Regions from separate parts of the Homo sapiens genome. Here all the other regions are linked to region 3. Evidence: chromatin loops called from intact Hi-C (ENCODE). Cell type or tissue: endothelial cell of umbilical vein. All regions are shown on one strand.

Region 1 (2,500 bases), 280 kb after region 3:
TACATGTAGGACCAGCCTATTTAAACCATTTTCATGCTAAGATTGTCTGCACACACAAACATTCGCTTTTAGGGGGAAGGAGAGGACTAAAGTTGAATCCAATTGACCATTTCTAAGACAACTGGTCAGCAGCAATTGGGCAGCCACTAGTTGTGAAACATTTTCCCTCAGGCACAGAGCCCAAGAGTCCCAGCTGGGCACAATGTCGTTAGTACCAGCTGAATAATATTTGGGTTGAAGCAGCCACCACTACCCTGTGGAGACGAGGTGCCATGTTAGATCCGGGCCAAATGACCACTGCCAGCCTCCCTTTCAGCATGGCTGAAATGTCCCCTGGAGACTGTCACTTTTCTTCAGCATGGAGCAGCGTCCAGTGGTCAGCAGGCAGGTGGACACCATGCTTCCCACCTACCACCAGCTCTCTGCATCCTTGACAGTGACAGAACTGAGTGTCATCCCCCAGGGAGCCTCAGGTGAGTCCAGGAGCTCAAAGCAGCTTCTTAGAAAGAAAGGCCAGCACACGGCCTACAGTCATCCTTTGGTGACAAATAAGGAGTGTCCAATATCTGCCCTTGAGGAACCAGGAAGCAGGCTCTGGAGCCCCTACAAGCCAGGGAACCAGGATCACTGGGCATGCCAGGGACTGGTGGCTGGTGGTGTCCACCCAGGGGCCCCCACGCCCTCCCACCCTTCTTCTCACCGCTGCCTCATTCTAAACTCTTCAGCAGGAGCGCGGTCCTTCACTCAGACACCGGCAGAATGTTCTGGCTGTGAGAGTCGCCTGTGAGGCCAGAGGAGTGGATGGAGCGTCTGTGCAGGAGCCTGTTCAGAATCTCCTTGCAGCTTTTGCGGTACTGGTGTCGCAGTAAGGAGTACACAAAGGGGTCGGATGCGGCCTTGCTGTACGCCAAGCACTTGGACAGCACCCCCCAGTGGGAGCCGATGGGCACCGTGGAGAAGAGCTCCACTAGCCTGTGGAGAGACAGGGAAGCTGTTAATGAGGACATAGCTAAGCACCGCTGGGAGTGGCCATGGGCCAGGGCCTGTCTGTGCCCTGCAGACCACGGTTTCGCAGCCCAACCCTCAATTTATCTGAGACTGCCTCCTCAAATAACAATAACAGTTTACACCAATGATGATGATGGTGAACATTCATCAGGCTGTATTTTATTCTACACACTGTGTTAAGCACTTTCCATATGTGGTTTTGCTGAGCCCTGGGAGATATGACCATCTCTGTTTTACATGCAAGGAAACAGATGTCCCAGGAGGTTAGATACTTTGCCCAAGGTCACATGGCCAGTAATTGTAAAGGCAGAATTTGAACCTAGGTCCGTCTGACTCTGAAATCCAAGCTGCACTGAGAACCCAGCTATTAGCTAATAGCTGGCTGTCTTGGCTTTGGCGCCAACTCTGCTGCTGACTTGTCATATGGTCCTGGGCATCTCTGTTCACTCCTTGGACCTGCATGTCTCATGTGAAAAACAAAAAGGTGGGACAATATCGTCTCAATGATCTTTTAACTAGAAGAGTCTGGTCCCATTGTTTGCTTCCGATCCTGGCTCTGTGTTCCTAAGGAAGTTGCATGGAAGGAAGGGCTCAGAACAATTTTGAAAACATTTTGCAAAGCTCAAAGTATGTCATGCACAGGAAAGAATGCTGGCAAGGAAGGCCTCTTCCCTGGGTTCGGATCCTGGTGGTCTTTGACAATAGCCGCGGTCAGGTGATCCTAAAGGGACCTTCATTCTTTGGGGGAGGGCAAGGAAAGACACAGCCCATGTATCTTAGAGTCCTCTCGGTGCCACCAGACAGCTCCAGGCAAGGGTGCTAATACCATGTTATGAGGTCAGGGAAAGCCTTCAACAGAATTCTACCCTCCACCCAAATCAGGCCATTTACTCTCTCAAGTGTGTCCAGCACCCTTGGCCATATTTGGACATTATCCAGCATTAACATGAAATAGAAAAGACCCACAGAGCTGGGAGAGAGTCTGGAGATCATATAACACTGTCTCCTCCACCCACTGTCATATGAAAAAATTGAGGCCCAGAGAGGGAAAGGGGTTGCCAGATATCACACAGCAAGTCAGTGGCCATGGAAGGTGCAGCACCTGTACTCCCCTCTGACTGGGGGTCTAGTACCTGTATTCTACCTGGAGTACCTGCAGATAGAAGGCGGTGGTGGCTCTCAGCTTGGGGATCTGGCCAGGTGAGGACCCAGGTACAGAAAGAACTGAGCTTGAGCTGGAACTCAGTGCTTCTATCTTTAATTGGTTATACTTAAGCCTTCTTTGGGCTGTAGAGCTGGCGAAGAGGAGGAGGAGGAAGCTGGTGGAGTGTGATTCTCCACAGAAATGCCCCTTTCTGGAACAGGCTCTCAAGGAGTCCACTCTGAGGACCCTCTAGTTAGCATCCCATTTTCAGCACCACTGTCTACCTTTGCCCTCTGACCCTGTGGGGGACTGTGGCTATGTCTCCTCTCATATGCTTGGGAGCCTGAA
Region 2 (2,500 bases), 210 kb after region 3:
GTCAGAAGGCACATTCAGCCCATGGCTTTGGCTGGCACTTTTGGCTGCACTTCTGCACAGGGGGCAGAGGTTGGCACCAGGATTTAGCATCTGACTCTGTCCCATGATGGTCTTGGGATACCCAGCCCCCGGTGAGCTGCTCTGGCACAGAAGGGTGTGAGTCTGTTTTTCCTTCTTTGGGGAACCTCTCACTCAAGGAATTCCTGTTCCCACCCTGGAATTTTGTAAGAGAAGGCCCTTTTTCTTTTGCATCCCTGTAAAGAGAAAGACTTGACTGTAACAACCTGATCAGTCTTAAGTAATGATGCCATAGCCAAAGGGCCTCCTATGGATAAAATGCCCAGTCCTCGAAATATGCGTAAAGTCATTGGTAATGATGGAATGTCACCTTGGATTGGCACATCATTCTACAGGTGGGGAAACTGAGGCATAAGGTTTGAGTGCATCGCATGACACAAGTCATTGGAAGGGTCTATGCATGGAGTTGTCATCTATAGGAAGGTTTCTTTGAATTGTTTCTTTTCCCTCTGACTTTTAAGTCAGCAAGTCCCACAAAGTCAAAATAAATGTGCCTATAAAAATTAAATTTCAGTTTTTAGTAAATGTGTTTCTGTGAACCGTCTCAGATCCTAATATTTTTTAAGCCTCTGGACATTCTAATGGAAGACTTTCTGGTGCAAGAACCCAAAAGAAATGCAGAAGTTTACATTCCAAATCCACACAGAGCCAGGCAATCCTATAACTGGAGGACTCCTATTTTTCTAAGAGATAATTTAACTGGCTTTTTTCTCTTCTTTCCTCCTTTCTCCTTTCCCCTGCTTCCCACTTAGCCCTTTTTGAAATGCAAAATAACCTGTCACTTCCCCCTCAGCAGACATTCCCTGCAGGACAAGCTCATCTGTGCTCCAAGGCAGACCACCCACCTCCAGGGGCTGGCCTCAGAGGGCATGCCGAAAGCATGCCCATTGGCTACTTCTACAACTTATTTCTGCCCAGGAAGGTGCCAGCTCAACTATCTGGTAGATAAGACACCAGGCTAGCAGGGGGACCGCTGCCCTTGCTCACTAGCCCCCTCCCCTTATAAAAGTATCAGCTTTTTGCTCCAAAGGATAAGTGGCACATTTTAAAGCAGGATGCTTCCCTAATGCTAGCTTCAGAAATAAGTTCACTTTTCTTACATTAAGACCTCGCCCTTGTTAATTGAACCCAACAATGCAGTGAGCAATGAACTGCTTTTCGGTTCCAAGCCTTCTGAGCAAGACGTGGTGCTGTGTGAGTTCTTGGTGGGAACCGGCCAATGGTGGGTTGACAGCCCACTCTGTTGTGCCGGTTGTGTCCAGAGCTGGTCGGTGACCTCACCCTGTGTCTCATGTTTGCTGAGCAGGTTCATCGTGGCATTAAAGGCTTGGTGAGAGATTCACATGGAAAAGGAATCCCAAACGCCATTATCTCCGTAGAAGGCATTAACCATGACATCCGAACAGGTAACTGCAAATGTGTGCAGACTGTCTCTTGGTAAGAAATACCCATTTTTTTAGGCATTTTACTTGGGTTACAATCATGAAATGACTGCCAGAAATGTCTTACTCAGAGCCAAATTACAGTCTCCTTCCTCTAAATTTCCCACTTTTCAAGAGACCCTTGGAAGGGAGGTTTTCAGCCTGTGCTTGCTGGTTGCTCGCTGTCCCTTTCACAGGATGGCTGTGCAGCCACCAGCTGGCCTCCAGGCACAGTGGAAGTTTCTAAGGAGTTGAGGAAGCAGCTCTGTCTCCATGGAGTTGTTGCATCTGCAGGCAGCTTAGCTCTCAGACCAGGTGGAATGTGGCCTGTGTCCATGAGTGCAGAGGGGCCAGGGAGCGAGGGAGCCAGGCTGCTCCGGAGAGGGAGAAGCTGTAGACTGGGTGACTTGTGGAGGAGTGGAGAGTTTGAAGGGACCAGCAGCAAGAGGACAGCTGGAGGGGTGGGTTGGGACTGGCCAGAGAGGATGCACTTTTTCCATTAAAGCACAGGAAATCACTGAGCGTGATGTCTTAGGAAGACTCAGGTGTCTGTAATGTGAAGGGTAGGATAAGAATAACAGTAACAATAAACGTGGGCATCTCCTATATGCCACTCTCTTAATAGCTTTCTTGTATTAGCTCTGTCATTTAACTCCATCATTCCTCACATAAATTGTATTTTCTTGATGCTGTCATTAGATGAAATGCTTCAGGGAGACTCAGCTCCCACTCACTGGAAGGGATGAGTGTCTCATGGTGTTAACTAGTCAGGGTTAGTACGCGTGATTCCCTTTTGAATGGAGGGTACAAAATTCTAGGAACTTGGATAATCTGAGGGTCAGAGGATGATCTCTAAAAGGCAGTGCTGACATCTTATTCCAACTCTCTTTGCTGTGGAAGAAAAGAAATTGTAAGACCCAGGGTTTTATAAACCAAATATGAAGTGGCCGTACCACGTCAGGACAGCAGAAGGCTGCCCCTGGATCACTCAGCAACAGCAG
Region 3 (2,500 bases):
GGGCTTTATTTGGGAGGTAGACCCCACAGGTTGTACTGAAGGTTGGATTAGGTGTGAGGGAAAGAGGACTCAAAAAGATGCCCTGGTTTGGACCTGAGTCATGGAGACAGGGAAGGCTCAGAGGGAAGCGGTGTGGATGGAAATGGCATTTCTCTTTTAGCTGGGTGAGTCTGGAGCACAGGAGGGATCTGGTCTGTGGGGAGAAACAGGAGGCAACTGCAGGTGGATGGCACTTTAATCCTTAGGAGTGGATGATACCAAGGAAGGGGAAAGTGTACCTGGAGCTGCAAAGAGACTAAGGCATCACCAAGCCATTCCCAGAAGTGATTAGATGACATTTGTTGTTATTTGGTGAATGGGGGCTGGACTCTCATATTAAGTCCTGTTATAGAAAAATAATACCTGTTTTGTCACCTGCTTTGTTCTGCAAAATTTGTTCTTACTACAGATGCTAGCACATGGTGGGTGTGAGCCCAGGGTCCTGGCCAGGTGAAAGCAAAATTAAACTTTCTACTGCAAATACTCAAATAACAGCAACGAACTGGAAGCCAGTCTGGCTGGAGGCTGGGATTTTATGGGTGATTAAGTTTGGGTCATTAAAAGATGCAAATCAGCTGGATTTATGATCCTCTATCACTGTCCTATGGGATCAGAGAGTCTGTTTTATGATAACTGCCAAAAGGCTTTGAAAAATACTAGACTGATTTAATGAAATTAGCAGAAGGGAAATAGACTGTTTTCTTAGCAGGATTGAAACTCCCCGTTCCGATTGTTGAGTGTTTCATTGAAGCCCTGAGTCAACCATTTGAGTATACTGGGGTAGAGGTGACCTGGATTCCAGCACTTTAACCTCCAGCCCCTAAACACTCTCCTCTCTGCCCCACTTCTGACAAAAATATGCTGCACACAAATTTTACACAATTTATGCCATGGTTTCCTTGACAGGCAGAACATACATGCAATCTTCTCGGTTTAAATACGTGGTTAGAATGAATGATGACTGTATCAGCAGCACTCTATAACTGATTTTGTGACGTGTCATTCCCAGTTTATTAGCGTGGGCTTCACGGGGGTATCTGAGAACTCAGAAGTCCACCTTTGCACGATGAGGCTGACGCCTGTGTTTGGTTCCCCGACACAGCCAGCAGGGGGCAGGCTGGACCTGGGAATGCACCGGAGCGGCTCCCCGGAGACCTGCAGTTTGCCGAGATGATCCCAAGGACGCCTGAGTCCTGAGTTCCTTCAAAGCCCCGTTCCCCACTGGCCCCTACCGGGACCCAGTTTTCTTCCCATCAGTGAGAAAAGTCTCTGGAATTCTCGGCCGGGTGGTCCAGTTCTCCCTTCCCCGCCAAAAGGGCCCTGGCCTGTTCCAGTAGCTTGTCCTGGCCAAGTTGTCCCTTGAGGGCTGGGGCTCTGGCTGGGGGGTCTGGCTTCTTCCCTCACGCTGCCCTTCAGGGCCAGCTCACTTGGTCACCGCAGCGCCTGTGTTTCAAACCAGCTCCAGGCCCGCTGAGCCCACCTGGCAGCCCTGGGCCCACCCTCCACTCTGGGTCCTGGTCCTACCTAGATAGCCTGGCCTCAACTCTTGGCTCTGCCATTTAGTAGCAACGTGACCTTGGTTCTCCACTTGGTAGTTTTGTCATCTGTAAAATGGGACTGAATGAGTTAATAATTAAGAAGTGCTTAGACGAAGGCCTAGTACGTAATCTGTGCGAGATGGATATAGATATATAAAATTTTCTTTAACTGTGGAATACTCTTATTCTACTTGAAATTTGCAGTGGCCCTCAGAATACTCTTTTATTCTGCTTGAAATTTGCAGTGGCCCTCAATCGGCAGAGGTGAGGAGGAGCCGCTGGAGCTGGGGTTGACCCACTTACCAATACTGAAACCAGGTTGTCAGCCCAGAGACAGAGCCGGCAACGCCGGCCCCTCCTAGATCCACTGGCTTCTCCTCCCAGCATATTTGGGCCGCGTTTTCTTTAAAGGAGATTTTCAGCTGTGAAGCTCTCACCCTAAATGTGCTGTGGAAGGAAAGAGGATTGAGTTTTCCTGTTGTTTCTTTCAAATGCTTAGAGGATGAGTTTCAGTCTCAGACTGGAAAAGCAAGGAAACCCTGAAACTGTATACAGATCCAGACCATTCCAGAAGCCCCTGGAGATATGCAAGGCGGCTGAGAGCTCCAGGGAGCCACAGAGCCCCCCTCACTGCTATTCCTGATGGCCCCGATGCAAGCAGTGGGCGCTCAGTGGGGGGATGGGGTGGGGGGACATGGGGCGGGTAGGCAGACACGCGATCCTCCACTTGGTTCTCAGCACAAGAAACTGGACTCTGAGCCCTACACCACACAAGGCTCTTTTGTCAGACTTCATGTCTGAGGCCAGGGTTTGCTCCCCCAGGTTCTGTGCAGGCCCCCACCTCCCCACCCCACCCCACTCCCCCTCCATCCTAGGCAGTCCATTCTTTCCAACCAAGACCACTGGAAGCAGCTCAAAGCAGC
Region 4 (2,500 bases), 830 kb after region 3:
GGCGTAGCTTCCTCCGCCGCGGCAAGCAGCGGCATCCGCTGCGCGTCTCGACGGCAGCGAAGTCCTTAGAGAACCACACTGGACCTTTGCAGAACGGCTTAGTGAAAGGACATTCCACTCCACTGGCTTTAAAAACAGCTCCCCGGTTCGCACGAGAAGCCCATGAGGCAGACATTTAAGACTCATGATTTAAGCATCAAGTAAATCAGAATTGTTTGTGAGGTCCCCTCCCGAGAGACAGCTTTCTTATCAGAGAAAGGTGACAAACTGGCCTCACCCTCTTCCACCCTGGTGAAGCTCCCGCACACGAGGGCTTTTTGGGATCCCTTCACCTCCCCACCGCTTTCTTTTTCGTTAGATTGAGCCTCGCCTAATTCAAGGCCGCCCTGCATTGGCAGACGTGATCGTGTGGGGTCCCCACTTGAGAGGTAGATTTTGTTTTTCGGTCCTGGGGCGTCAGACCCTCCCCCACCAAATCTCGACGGGCATATGTAATGTTTCTTTCTGCATTCATCTACAGCAGCGAACCCCATTTTTGCTTTGGAAATCTGGAAACGTAAATGGCGCTTCCATAAACAATTACTGTTATTACTCCCTTGAGTTTACACAGGGCTTTACTGGAATGCAAAACGCTACGCCATCCAAAATCTGGGTTGGAACGGATCACTGCCCTGAGACCCCAGCAGGGTGGGTCTCATACTTGGATTTTGTAAGTGGAAACCCGCGCCCAGAGAGGAGGAAACTGGGCCTAGGTCGCCCAATCGCTGCTGGATACCCAGAGGTCATTTTCCCCCAACCGCAGAAATAGCTCGATGCACGTAGGTCTATGAGGGTTGGGTGGGCACCGCCTGCACACAGCCTGCCACGCGGCCGAGTATGCGTGGAGAGACCCCGGCGTGTATGCCTGTGTGTTTTGGGAGCTTCGCCATTCAGCGCAGACGCATGCAAACTTGGCTAGAGTTCTGACGCACGAAAGTCGACTTTAAACTGGGAATGCTGAGGGTTCAGTCTGGGGAGGGGGACTCGTGGCTGATCACAACTCCAGCGCTAGACTCAGATGGGGAGGGGACAGGCCCAGTGTGGCGGGAGAAGAGTCCGGGACAGCCGCCCGCATCCCTGCTGTGCGGCTACCGGATCCCGGCTTTCCGGTTGTCGCCCCAAGTTCTCCGGTTGACTCCCCTCCCAGGGGCGCGCAGGGGCGCTGTTATGTGCTTGTGTTTGGCCCGGGAGAGGAGCTTCTCCAGTGTCAGCACTCTCAGCCCATCCTCTCAGTTTTAGGGATTGCTGGGCTTGAAAAGCGGGATGTATTGAGTAGATCTTTCCCTTCCCCTTCGAGAAAGCTGGTGGGAGTCGGGTCTGGGCGCGGACTCAGCCCTTTACTCGCCGTCTGGCGAGAGGTGTTGCCAGCGTTCTTGCGCTCACGACTCCATTCAAAGTCAGGCAGACAGCGCCCTCTATGGGACAGCCTCTGAACCAAGCCTGCAGGTTCCGCTGGAGAAACCGCTGTCCCGGCGCAGGACGTTTAAAAGCCATTGAGGTCTCGCCCTTCGCCGCCGCAGTTAGAAAACAAAAGCATTTTTTCTCTGGATCCCGGGAGAAGAAGTGGGTGAAATCGCCTTCAGATCTCTGCTGATCTCTACCTGGCCACGACAGGAAGTGGTCTCGCCTGCCTGTCATCCTCCTTCCCGCTTTTCCTGCCTGTTTTAGGGCCCATTCTGTGGTCCCCGTCTCGTTCTATCCTTTAGGTGCCGGTCCTAACCTCAGGCTAGGTGTTCTCCAGGAAGGACTCGGGGAGGGAAGGAGGGAACGGGCCTGCCTCATTCGTCTTCCCAGGACTCAGCGCCGCCGGCCGATCAGCGGACGAAACGCTTGTGCTCAGGAAATGCTTGTGCTCAGGAAACGCTTGTATTAATGCCTGAATGCCTGAGTGAGACGAATGAATGAATGGATGAATGAATGAATGGATTCACAGTTCCCTTACAGAGAATTGGCCCACTTGATTAGGGACCTTCAGATAGCCTGATCATACCCAAAAGCTGTTTTTAAAGAGTTTAATGAAATCTGAGATCTTTTGATGCTGCATTTTACAAAACCTAAAGGAGCCCAAGGAATAGGACCTTTGGGGGACCTTTCCCAGGCTAATCTCAGGCAGATGGGCTGTGAGAGCGGGTCTCTACACCACCCACCCTTGGGACAAGGAGCCAAGAGGGCAGAAGGGGACTGGAGAATGCCAGTGATTAACACCCAACTTTTACACAAAAGCATGAGGCCTGATACAGGAGTGCTTGGCATGGCATTCTCACCTGCCCCAGGCCCACCACACACACAAAGCACATACACGTTTGTGCACACACACAAGTCAGTAAGCAAGGCGCTTCCCAAAGGAGGGGAGCTTTCCATATTTTTCAGTACTTCATCTAAGAGAAGGCTGCTTCCTTCCCTCCATAGCCATACTACGGTCCTTCTCCTTGGAGCAGCTTCCTGGCACAGCCCACCTCCT

The links. Hi-C counts contacts between places; a loop is a spot of excess contacts. Peaks named below come from ENCODE experiments on the same cell type or tissue, not always from the same donor. Only the 100,000 strongest peaks of a DNase experiment are listed, where the experiment ranks them.
Region 1: a loop joins it to region 3, with 4 times the contacts of the local background. A loop is called at or near these places in 2 of 110 quality-filtered maps.
Region 2: a loop joins it to region 3, with 2.3 times the contacts of the local background. A loop is called at or near these places in 11 of 110 quality-filtered maps.
Region 4: a loop joins it to region 3, with 4 times the contacts of the local background. A loop is called at or near these places in 14 of 110 quality-filtered maps.

The regions. Positions count from the first base shown.
Region 1 is chr10:123,686,401-123,688,900 of GRCh38, reverse strand. It overlaps GPR26 (G protein-coupled receptor 26), which reads right to left. Exons shown (of 3, transcript NM_153442.4): 3 at 1-972. The coding sequence ends at 741. Among named protein-coding and RNA genes, the nearest start is that of GPR26, 21 kb to the right of the region's middle. In endothelial cell of umbilical vein, no CTCF peak of the experiment used is centred here; no DNase peak of the experiment used is centred here.
Region 2 is chr10:123,753,647-123,756,146 of GRCh38, reverse strand. It overlaps CPXM2 (carboxypeptidase X, M14 family member 2), which reads left to right. Exons shown (of 14, transcript NM_198148.3): 13 at 1,385-1,484. Among named protein-coding and RNA genes, the nearest start is that of CPXM2-AS1, 22 kb to the left of the region's middle. In endothelial cell of umbilical vein, no CTCF peak of the experiment used is centred here; no DNase peak of the experiment used is centred here.
Region 3 is chr10:123,966,506-123,969,005 of GRCh38, reverse strand. LOC107984128 (a long non-coding RNA gene) reads left to right here and starts at 2,261. Exons shown (of 3, transcript XR_001747628.2): 1 at 2,261-2,500. RefSeq lists an enhancer at 2,388-2,500. In endothelial cell of umbilical vein, a CTCF peak has its summit at 1,137 (motif pointing right); a DNase peak (open chromatin) is centred at 1,155.
Region 4 is chr10:123,132,119-123,134,618 of GRCh38, reverse strand. No RefSeq gene overlaps it. Among named protein-coding and RNA genes, the nearest start is that of HMX3, 2.6 kb to the left of the region's middle. RefSeq lists a silencer at 1,143-1,232 and enhancers at 1,312-1,606, 1,673-1,782. In endothelial cell of umbilical vein, a CTCF peak has its summit at 1,465 (motif pointing left); a DNase peak (open chromatin) is centred at 1,418; H3K4me3 peaks cover 265 bases; H3K27me3 peaks cover 2,222 bases.